Linked DNA regions of Homo sapiens: region 1 is linked to region 2. A link is an interaction called in ENCODE POLR2A ChIA-PET data of the cell type or tissue named here. Cell type or tissue: OCI-LY7. All regions are shown on one strand. Region 1 overlaps MAML2 (mastermind like transcriptional coactivator 2). Region 2 has its middle 74 kb from the start of FAM76B.

Region 1 (5,000 bases), 620 kb before region 2:
CAGTCTCCTGGTAAGTGTTTCTGGGGATGGAACCGCAAGTGAGGCACCCGGCCCAACCCTGAGTGGAGAAGACTGATCTCTGCCCGGGGTGTCAAGGCCGGAGCGGGGCCGTGAAGAGCCACAGTGGGCTTCCCTTGTGGCCTTCACAGCCCAGCCTCTGAAGGAAAGGTGGCATGTTTGCCTCTGGCCTTGTTCTTTGAGCTTCTGCTTTTGTCCAACTTGGCAGTAAGCTGAGACAGCCTTTTTTTTCTAGGGTGTTTCATGATGGGAAATGAAACCAACTTTAGTGGTCGTGGTAACTTTACAGTAGCAATACCCATGCTGGGAGGGAAGTGAGGGAGCGGTGTCTGGCCCTTCCCGACTGAAAGCTTACTGCTGCAGAAGCCATAGCTGGCTGCTGTGCTACCTCTGGCCTAAGAGGGAATCTTTCTCTCTTCTAACCACCAGCCATCTCCTGAGACATTCCCTTAGAGGAGCTCCCTCTCCAGGTGTAGTGATGATGCAGAGAGGCACAGTTTAAGTTAGGAGGGTAAGGGATAGTATATTTCTAGTAGTTGCTTTTCACTGAGAATATGTGGCATTGCACGGGTTGTTGGAAATTCCCTCTCCATTTTAGCTGCTAAATTTGGCCCGTTGTTACTCAGCACGGTACTCAGAGATGGTGATGCAAGTGCTGTATTAACCTGATAACATTGTGTCCAAAGGGAGGCCTGGGCATTTTGAAGTGATTCACCAAGCCCATTACATTGGCAGGTCTCACTTTACTCGGGCTCCTCTTATTTTTCAGATATGCTATTAATTTTAAAAGGGCCTTTGTTCAGGGTGAGTGTCAGAATTTTTTCTTAATTTTATTGCTACTGTGTCCATAACCAGATTTATGTGACTTAGGTGTGTTGAATGTATAACTTTAATAGTTAATTCGTATGCCATAAGTGGCCATAAATGTCCTTTGGAGAAAGGGAGAGAATATTGATCATCTAAAATCAAAGATGTGCTGTGTCCTCAGATGAAAGCTTTGTATCCTGCATACCTTCTAGTACAATGCCTTGAAGACAGTGGGTAATATTTGTTGAATGAAGGTGAAAGGACAACTTCTGTTTGGTGGGATAATGTTGACTTTCATGGGTATTATACAGCAAGGAATATATAATGTCTGAATCCTTTCAATAGCCTTAAGTTTCAAGAACAATGCAAGAATAACCTCCAAGCCAGTTTTAATTCTGTCCACATTGACAGCCTAATTCTACAGCCCTTACTCAGCCAGTTTCTTCATTTAGCTCAAGTACAAGTTCAGGGGAAGCCCCGCTGCTGCAGAGTCTGCAGGAACAGGGCCTTTCAGAGGGCCCGGATTATAGGGCTTTGAGCAGATCTGCATTTCTAACCACTTGGAGCAGACTTTAGGCACTAACTCATTTTCTGGTGAAGTATGTTTGAATCTTTGAATGAACTGTGAAACTGAATAATTGCTGGTCCATGGAACAGTAAGGTTTAGAGCTTCTGTGGTACATTATTAATCTTTCCCTTTTGCCTGAGACAAGCTCTTTTTCTGTTGCATAGATTGTGTTGCTAGGATCACTAGATAAGTGGTTCCATGTCATCTCTGGCTTCAGAGATTATCTTTTCTCTAATGTCATGTGGAGGAAAGAAAGTAGATCAGACAAGGAGCCTACATCCCTTGGTTTTGTGCCTGCTGGATCACCATCTGGGTTACCTAGGACAAGTCACTTAGCAGTCATCTGTGGAACAGAGAGGACAATCATGCTGCCCCAGCTTGTTGAGAGAAGCAAATGAGCGTGTTTTTCTGAACAAGCTTTAGGAAAAATTAAGCACTGCCAAAATGCAATACTAGTGTTAGTAGTAATAAACTTCTAAACAATGAATGATAATACTGGTTCTTCTAGGAGTTAAATGTATACTCAGCTTTCAGTTGTCGGTTTTAAATGATGAAATAGCACTTATTGTAAATAGAGGGATTGGCATTTCAAATTTACTGCTGTCAAGATAAGACTGACGTATCCGTATACTTAAGTGTTCCTGAAGGTCCCAGGAAATCCTAGTGCAATGCTATGAAAGTCTTTGGAGTCTTTGAATGCATCTACTTTACAGGCCTCTGCATGGACCTGGGAAGCTTTGGAAAGATGTGTCCCCCAGAACATCTAAGGCATATTAGAAAAGTTGTTTACACAAATGCATGGGAGAGTTAAATATTTTGTCAACAATTGTCTAAAATGTTAATTGTTAGCTTAAGAAAGTCAAACAAGTTAAATCATTGCCAGAGTACCCTGGTTATTTTTAACTGATAATAATCAAGTTTCCAATTGACAATTAAAAAGTTGAGAGCTGTAAGTGGGAGGCCAGATCTGGGTATCTATGGCTGTCTACATGATAAATGTCCTCCTAGGACAGTGATAGGAGTGTTTATATTATTTATATATGCAGCCATCATTTCCTTAAAAACTGACCTATTTTCGTTCTGTTTTCTAGAACAAAGTAAAAAAAAAGGAGAATTCTTATCTATCTAGGACCTTCCTACCACTTATTTCAAGTAAATATAATTATAAGATCTCACAAAGGCAAAAGGGTTCAAGTGGAGAGAGGAGTTAGTATAATACTTTACAAAAAATTGATAAAAACCTTTCTTTGACATCAAGGTGATGTTATCATGTAAACCAAGATATCTTGCTTGTTTAGGACAATGTTTGTTTATAGAAGGCATCTGCTTTCTTTGAAATAATATTGGTAGGTGATGTTCATCAAATGTTTCTAAATCGTAATGTTTAATCACTTATGGCTTCTGTATTGTAAACATTTTTAAATACCAATATGTTTAAATATGGGCTTTCAGATGTTCTTAGACATACCAATTTAAATATGACTAAAAGAGTGGCCATAATTAGCTGTTTTTGTTTTTTTGTTGTTGTTTGTGTTTGTGTTTAGCACTGTTATTTAATCTAAGAAAGCCTGAAAGGGAATCTGAAAACAGTCATCCAGTTCTGCTATCCATGGCAGCTAAGCCTTTCTGAATGGATTCTACTGCTTTCTTGTTCTTTAATCCAGACCCTTATATATGTTTATGTTCACAGGCAGGGCAATGTTTAGTGAAAACAATTCTAAATTTTTTATTTTGCATTTTCATGCTAATTTCCGTCACACTCCAGCAGGCTTCCTGGGAGAATAAGGAGAAATACAGCTAAAGACATTGTCCCTGCTTACTTACAGCCTAATGGTATGCAAAACCACTTCAATAAAGTAACAGGAAAAGTACTAACCAGGTAGAATGGACCAAAACTGATATAGAAAAATCAGAGGAAGAGAGGAACAAATATTTACTGAGTCCTAGAATGTACAAGGCTTTTTAATTACATATTTTATGTAAGGCCTGCAAAAAACAGGTGAGTAATCAACATTTGTCCCATTTTACATATAAGGAAACTGAAGCTTAAATTGAATAATTTAATGCATAGATTTTATAGTTAGACCATGTTCAGGTCCCTATGTTATACTTACTAGCTGTATGAATATGAGAAAATAATTTTGTTATTTTCTTGGCATCAGTATTTTCATCTGCAAAATAAAGCTAAAGTTATTTAGCAAAACAGTCAGCATAGTGCCTGATACATAGTAGGTGCTCAAAACATGAGTACCACTAGTAGTTGGTAGTAGAGAGATTCAAATATAGGCCAGGGATAGCTATATGAGAACATGGGTCACCAGCAGGGCCTGAGAAGAGGGAGAAAATACGGAAATGTGGGATTGGGGTCGCTGAGTGCAGGCATGTAAGTTAAGTGTTTGGGGAACAGAGCAGTGCTTGACTGAGTGTGGCTGGACGTGAGTACTGAGGGGGACAAATGAGATTGATCCACATCCTGGAGGGCCTGGAGATCCGGTAAGAGCAAATCAGAAGCCCTGGAAAATGGTAGAGCAAGGACGGCTCCAAGGAATCAACAGCTATGATGCAATAATAATCCTTCATATACTTGAAGACAAGTATTACATTTCCCCTCCAGCAGCCTCTTCTCACAGCGCATTGCCTAAGTGCTCTGTACTACCCATCTTCAAGTCCCTTGAGCTGCTTAATGCCTTGCTATTTACACATTCTCCCATTCATGGTGAGTTATATACTGCATGACATGCCCTTTGACACTAAAAGGACATAGTTTTAAAGCACACTAGCTAGATGCAGAAGAGGAAGTAAAAGAAGCAGACCAAGCTATACCTCGCTTCTTAGGTTCACTGGGCCTTCCAGTGCAAACAAGAAATGCCCTGTTGGTAAAAGTGTTTATACTCTCTTGATGTGTAAATCAGTCTTCCCAACAAATGAGTTTGCCTGTATACTAATGTGGAAAAGGTATTCTCATTATTAAAAAAATCATGAACAAAAATTCGTGAGAAAAGCATTATTTTAGATGGTCTTTGAGATGTACTTATTTCCTTGCTTGTAATACAGATGTGTTACAAATTTTTTACTTGCCTTAAGGTCCAGTTGGATACCAGTTTCCCCCATTTAGTTCTTGTTTACAAGGGAAAAGTAAGGGACCCTAAGGAAAGATGGCAAAGGAGAAAAGCCAACATCTCCCTCCTCCCTGATTCATGGCATGATGCTTGGATGCTGACGGTAGTGAATGGGCTATTGACTAGCTTCAACCTTGGCCTACACATTTGTGAGAAACAGAGGTAAAAGAGCAAAAGCTATTCCACTTCCCTATAGAGGACATGAAGAGAGAAGTTCACATATTCTCCACAGGTTGAGGACAACTAGAGAGCTGGACCCTACCATAGCCAAATTACTGAAGGAATGGATATGAAAATGGGCAAATGGCAATACTGACACATGCTACAGCTCTCCAAAGGTCTTAATGTTTTAGCAAAGGTTTTAAACTCTTACGTCAAGATTGTATGCATGGGTCCTTTTTAGAGTTTGGGAAAATATTCATTAATTCAGTAAATAATCTTTGTACAGCTCTTCTGTGCCATGAACTGTGCCAGGAATACATTGATGG
Region 2 (5,000 bases):
AGGTAATAGACAGGGAGATGGAGAGGGTTGTGTTAAAACCCGTCTGCTGACCTTCAATTTTTTCCTTGGGCCAGCCCTGGCCAGAGACCTTTCCTCTTTTTAAAATTCCCTTTGCTCCCATATCTGTTCGCTGCTTCCCGCCATCCTGTCTCTCTCCTATGTTCCCTAGTGCTCCTCCCTGGCCTCTTAGCATTCAGCAAGTGAGGCCTAAAGGAAGTTCTCAGTTGGGTAAAAGGAAAGCATAAAGCAGCCTTATCACCACTTCCCTGATTCCTCTGGGGTTTATTGTTATTAATTTTCTTATGCAGTGTTTCTATGAGGCAGCTGTATTTTCAGCTGGAGAAAACTTTGAGACCTTAAGGACAGAAAAAAAAAAAGAGAATCTGTTAAGAAAGAGAGTGAAGAAATTTAAAAGTCAGTATTTCTTTATATAGTATCAACTGTAGCCAGTTCCCATTTTTTCTACAAAATCTTCCCTGGGTGAATAGAAGGTAGATGGCCACTCTCTCTGATCTAATGGTTTCCCATTTCTTTTTTTTGGCACAAAGTTATGAACAATAAAATTCCTCAGTATCTAGTGAAACCATTTATTCACTTGTTATGTCAGCCTATAAATTTGCTAGGAAGTTAATTAGTGATTTAGGTGCTCTGACCATTACAAAAGCCATAAATCTCTCTATAGATCCATAAAGGTACGTCTCTACCTCTTACCCTATTTCCTTCTTTGGTAGAAAATAAAAGGGGGGCATATGATGTACTTTGTTGTTTGTTTATTGCAAAGATTAAATGAGACAATGTATGTGAAAACCCTAATCATTACTTAGCACACCAAACAGTTCAATGCATGCTATTTTCACTTTTTTTCTTTAGATGAACACTCCCACACTCCAGATGTTTCTGTTCTTATCAGAACCTGGTGCCTATTCCTTCAGAACCCTGAGAGGTGGCAAGAAACAATAGGACATGTGAATTTATGCTAAAGCTATTGGAGAGCTTATAATGCCAGAAGCAGAAAGGTGGGGATGGAGTGGTACACAGTTAGCTTTCATATCCATTACAGCAGATTTATATTTCTTTAAGTTGTGCTTTGCAGGTTAGAACTCTTCTTGTTTATGGGGACAATCCCTACCTGATTAAGATAGAAGAAAACTAGTGAGATCCTTAGCAATGTCTTTGAATTTTAATTAATTAACTAATTTATTTATTTATTTTTATTTTTTTGAGACAGAGTCTCGCTCTGTTGCCCAGGCTAGAGTGCAGTGGCATGATCTCGGCTCACTGCAACCTCTGTCTCTTGGGTTCAAGCGATTTTCCTGCCTCAGCCTCCCAAGTAGCTGGGATTACAAGCATGTGCCACCACTCCTTGCTAATTTTTTTTTTTTGTATTTTTTTTTAGTAGAGACAGGGTTTCACCATGTTGACCAGGCTGGTCTCGAACTCCTGACCTCAGGTAATCTGCCCGTGTTGGCCTTCCAAAGTGCTAGGATTATAGTCGTGAGCCACTGCGCCCGGCTGTTTTTTAATTTTTAATTTTATTTTTCTTCTATAGACCCAGGAACTTGAGTTAGCAGTGTTAGGTAATCTGCAAACAAAATGATTTTTGTAGTCGAAGTACCTGGGTTTTTTTCAATTTCTTTTAAAAATATATTGATGTTAACACCCTAAACCCATAAGGATGGGAATTTTTTTTGTTGTTCTTTTTATTGCAGCATCCTGGTCATTTAGAGCAGTGCCTGACACATGATATAAACCCCCGAAGTTTTGTTGAATAAATGAAGGAATGAACAATCTTGTTTAAGTAGACTAATACAAGACAATCTACGCTCTGCCTCTCTAGTATATCTGAGAATGTCTTGTAGGTATTCTCAGGAGTGCTGAGAAAAGATGTTTTTGAGAGACTTCTATGTATCTTGCATTATGTTGGGCTCTTGGGATTTTGTGGTTAACAAGTTAGTCATGCTCCCTGCCATGAAATGAGCATATAGTTTAGTGGGGAAAAGAAAGACTTAAAAAGTGAATATAAGAGGGATGGTTTTTATGGGGAAAAAAAACAAAACGTACAGAGAGTGGAGCAATGTGAGCACTGTAGGAGACCCAGCATGTGAACAGAGGCAGCATTCTGAAAGCAAGTCTCAGAGAACATGAAAACATCTTAAAAACAAAAACAACAAAAATTTCAAATGAAAGGTATTATCAGCAAAGGCCTTGTGATTAATTAGCTGCTCTATCTCTTTCCTGGGGTACAAAGTGAGGAGGACAATTGTCTCAGTGGTTCTGACGTGTGTATGACCCTGAGATGCAGTTAAGGAATCAAGCCTGAATAGGTCAGCAAGCCACTTGTTCTAAAATTCTTCTTGGGAGGAAACATCTGTGTCTCTTTCAGGATGCCAGCCATCACATGGGTCTTTCAACATTAGCATATTTTTCAGCCATCTGCAGTGGTTGCCTCCCTCCCACACAAGCTTAGTCACTGCACACAAACACACCTTTGTCCAAACTTCAGTACCAGGCTTTACAATGAAAGTCTCTGTGGCATCTCCGTGGAACCACATTTCCCAAGAGTGCTGCATAGCTATTTTACTTGCAATGCATTTATCACTTTTTAGCTCATTTGAATGCATGGGAAAACACAGAAGACTGTTGTCGTAGGTGGTGGTGTTTTATGGTTGTTATTGTTTTTCCTTAAAGTCATAGGGTAAAAGAAAGCTTGAAATATCATTTGTTTTCACTTCCTACTAGGCAATTAGGTAGACCCACTCTTAAATAAAACCTCTAATTTAGTATCCTCTCATTTTCAACTCACCTACAGTGATGAAGTTCTACAGGCTCCCTATGTTAAATTATTCTAGCGTTAATAAACCTTATTTTTGAAAATTTCTTTTACTTTTAGCTAAAGTATCTTCCATTGTCTCTGGAGGTAAATGTTAAGTTTCAGTTGTAGAACTACATCAGCTTATGATACAGTTAAGAGCAAAGGTCTTGGAATCAGGCAAATGTAAGTTCAAATTTGACCTCTGCTTCTGATGAACTGTGTGATTTGAGACAATTATATGACATTTTGCATACCAGTTTCCTTTTCTTCATCTGTAAACTGAAGAAACTAACACTCATATCAAGAGAATAATGTCTGCGACCATGATATTGACCCAGTTTCTCCCCCGTAATGAGTATTTGATGTATAGTGGTTATCATTATTGTAATGTTTAAAGTATCTAATAATAATATTGGGAGGAGGAACCATGAATGTTTTGGATTTGTTCCCTTCACAGCCCTTAGTGCCATGGATATGGTAGGTACTCAGGATTTGTGTATAAATGATTAACAAAAAAGTAAGATAGTAAGAGTAAGGAGCAACCTGCTCTTCTATTAACTAGCTTCATGCCGGGGTAAATCATTTACACTTCCTGAATCTTAGTTTCCTCATGTGCAAACTGGTAGTTTTATAAATGCAAAACTGGTAGTTTTGCACTTGGATATTTATGATGAGTATTTAATTTGTTCTTTCAGGTCTCCAGAGAAGGAAGTTCTTTGGGCAAAATTTTTGAGTTTAAGAATTATTTCTTAATGATAATCTGATTTTTCAAAGCTTTCAGGTATTCTCAGCAAACTAGCGCAGGAACAGAAAACCAAACACTGCATCTTCTCACTCATAAGTGAGAGTTGAAAAACGAGAACACATGGACACTGAGAGGGGAACATCACACACTGGGGCTGTCAGGCAGTAGTGGGCAAGGGAACGGAGAGCATTAGAACAAATACCTAATGCATACGGGGCTTAAAACCTAGATGATGCGTTGACAGGTGCAGCAAACCACCATGGCACATGTATACCTATGTAACAAACCTGCACATTCTGCACATGTATCCCAGAACTTAGAGTAAAAAAAAAGTTTTTTGAGAAGAGATATCAGAAATATTGTCATATTTTCTTGATTAGAGTCGAGATAAAAAGAAGTAAATGTTGAGTGTCTGCTCCCTTTGGTATTATCTTATGGACAGCATAGGACCAGGATTGAATCCTGATGACCACACTGGAAGAAGAAGTGGAAAATGAGGTGAAGGAGCCCAATTCTAGAACAGTTCAATTTCATTTGTTATTCTGGTGATTAATGTCTTCAGCTTTATACCTGGAGTGTTTCCAAAGCTTTTCACTAGATGCTCACCTTGACTCTGCCCAATATTCTCAACCTCAGCTAAATAAAACTAGTTTTTGACACCTAAAGAAATGGAACTTGTAAAACGTGGACATAATTCTACTTAAAGAGACAATGATAAACCCATACTTACATTCATTTAACTGTATTGATTTTTTTCTCAGAATTTAAGTGGGTTGAGGCAAAGAGGTATGTGACAGGGAGGAAGGGGAAAATCTTCTGGGGCACTTATATGCTTTTTAGAGTTTCTTTCTATACCTAACTCTTCTCTGGGGTGCTGAGGGTTCCAAAATAAATATTAATTACATCACAAAATTCTAAGAAGATGAATTTTTTTTGTCAGGTTCACCAATGGTCACTTTGGATTCCCAAAGAACACAGTAAACTTTAATTAGGTGATTAAACCATTAGGTGAAAAAGGAGTATTTCAGTATTAGAATAATCTTCTCATCTGATTCCCCAATCAACAAGCCATATGGAATCAACATACCAATATTGACTCTAATACATATTAGTCAGAATATAAAGTTGAAAGAGGTAAATAAGACTACCTCCCTAGGTGTGTATGTGGACTTACAGAACCTAGTTATATGGTGGTATTATACAATGGAATTACGTCACATTTATTCATTTTTGATGGGCAGGTGGCATTCCTTAGGCTTTTGAGTAGACTACATTGTAATGTGGGAAAATCGTTTGTCTAACTTCATTAATTGACAGCACTAATGAGAATACAATTCAGGTTGGTTGGTACAGTTTCACAGTTTTGCTCTATTAATGCTGGAATCATATCTTTATATTTGGCAGTTTTACTCCGAGCCAATGACATCAGCAAAAAGTTCATCC

The links. Peaks named below come from ENCODE experiments on the same cell type or tissue, not always from the same donor. Only the 100,000 strongest peaks of a DNase experiment are listed, where the experiment ranks them.
Region 1: POLR2A ChIA-PET joins it to region 2 with 5 read pairs; 2 of 35 experiments call an interaction of 5 or more read pairs at or near these places.

Annotation. Positions count from the first base shown.
Region 1 is chr11:96,334,647-96,339,646 of GRCh38, reverse strand. The region is part of intron 1 of MAML2 (mastermind like transcriptional coactivator 2); the gene reads left to right. Among named protein-coding and RNA genes, the nearest start is that of MIR1260B, 4.3 kb to the left of the region's middle. RefSeq lists a silencer at 88-382. In OCI-LY7, no CTCF peak of the experiment used is centred here; a DNase peak (open chromatin) is centred at 266.
Region 2 is chr11:95,713,408-95,718,407 of GRCh38, reverse strand. No RefSeq gene overlaps it. Among named protein-coding and RNA genes, the nearest start is that of FAM76B, 74 kb to the left of the region's middle. In OCI-LY7, no CTCF peak of the experiment used is centred here; a DNase peak (open chromatin) is centred at 2,387; H3K4me3 peaks cover 1,867 bases; H3K27ac peaks cover 2,010 bases.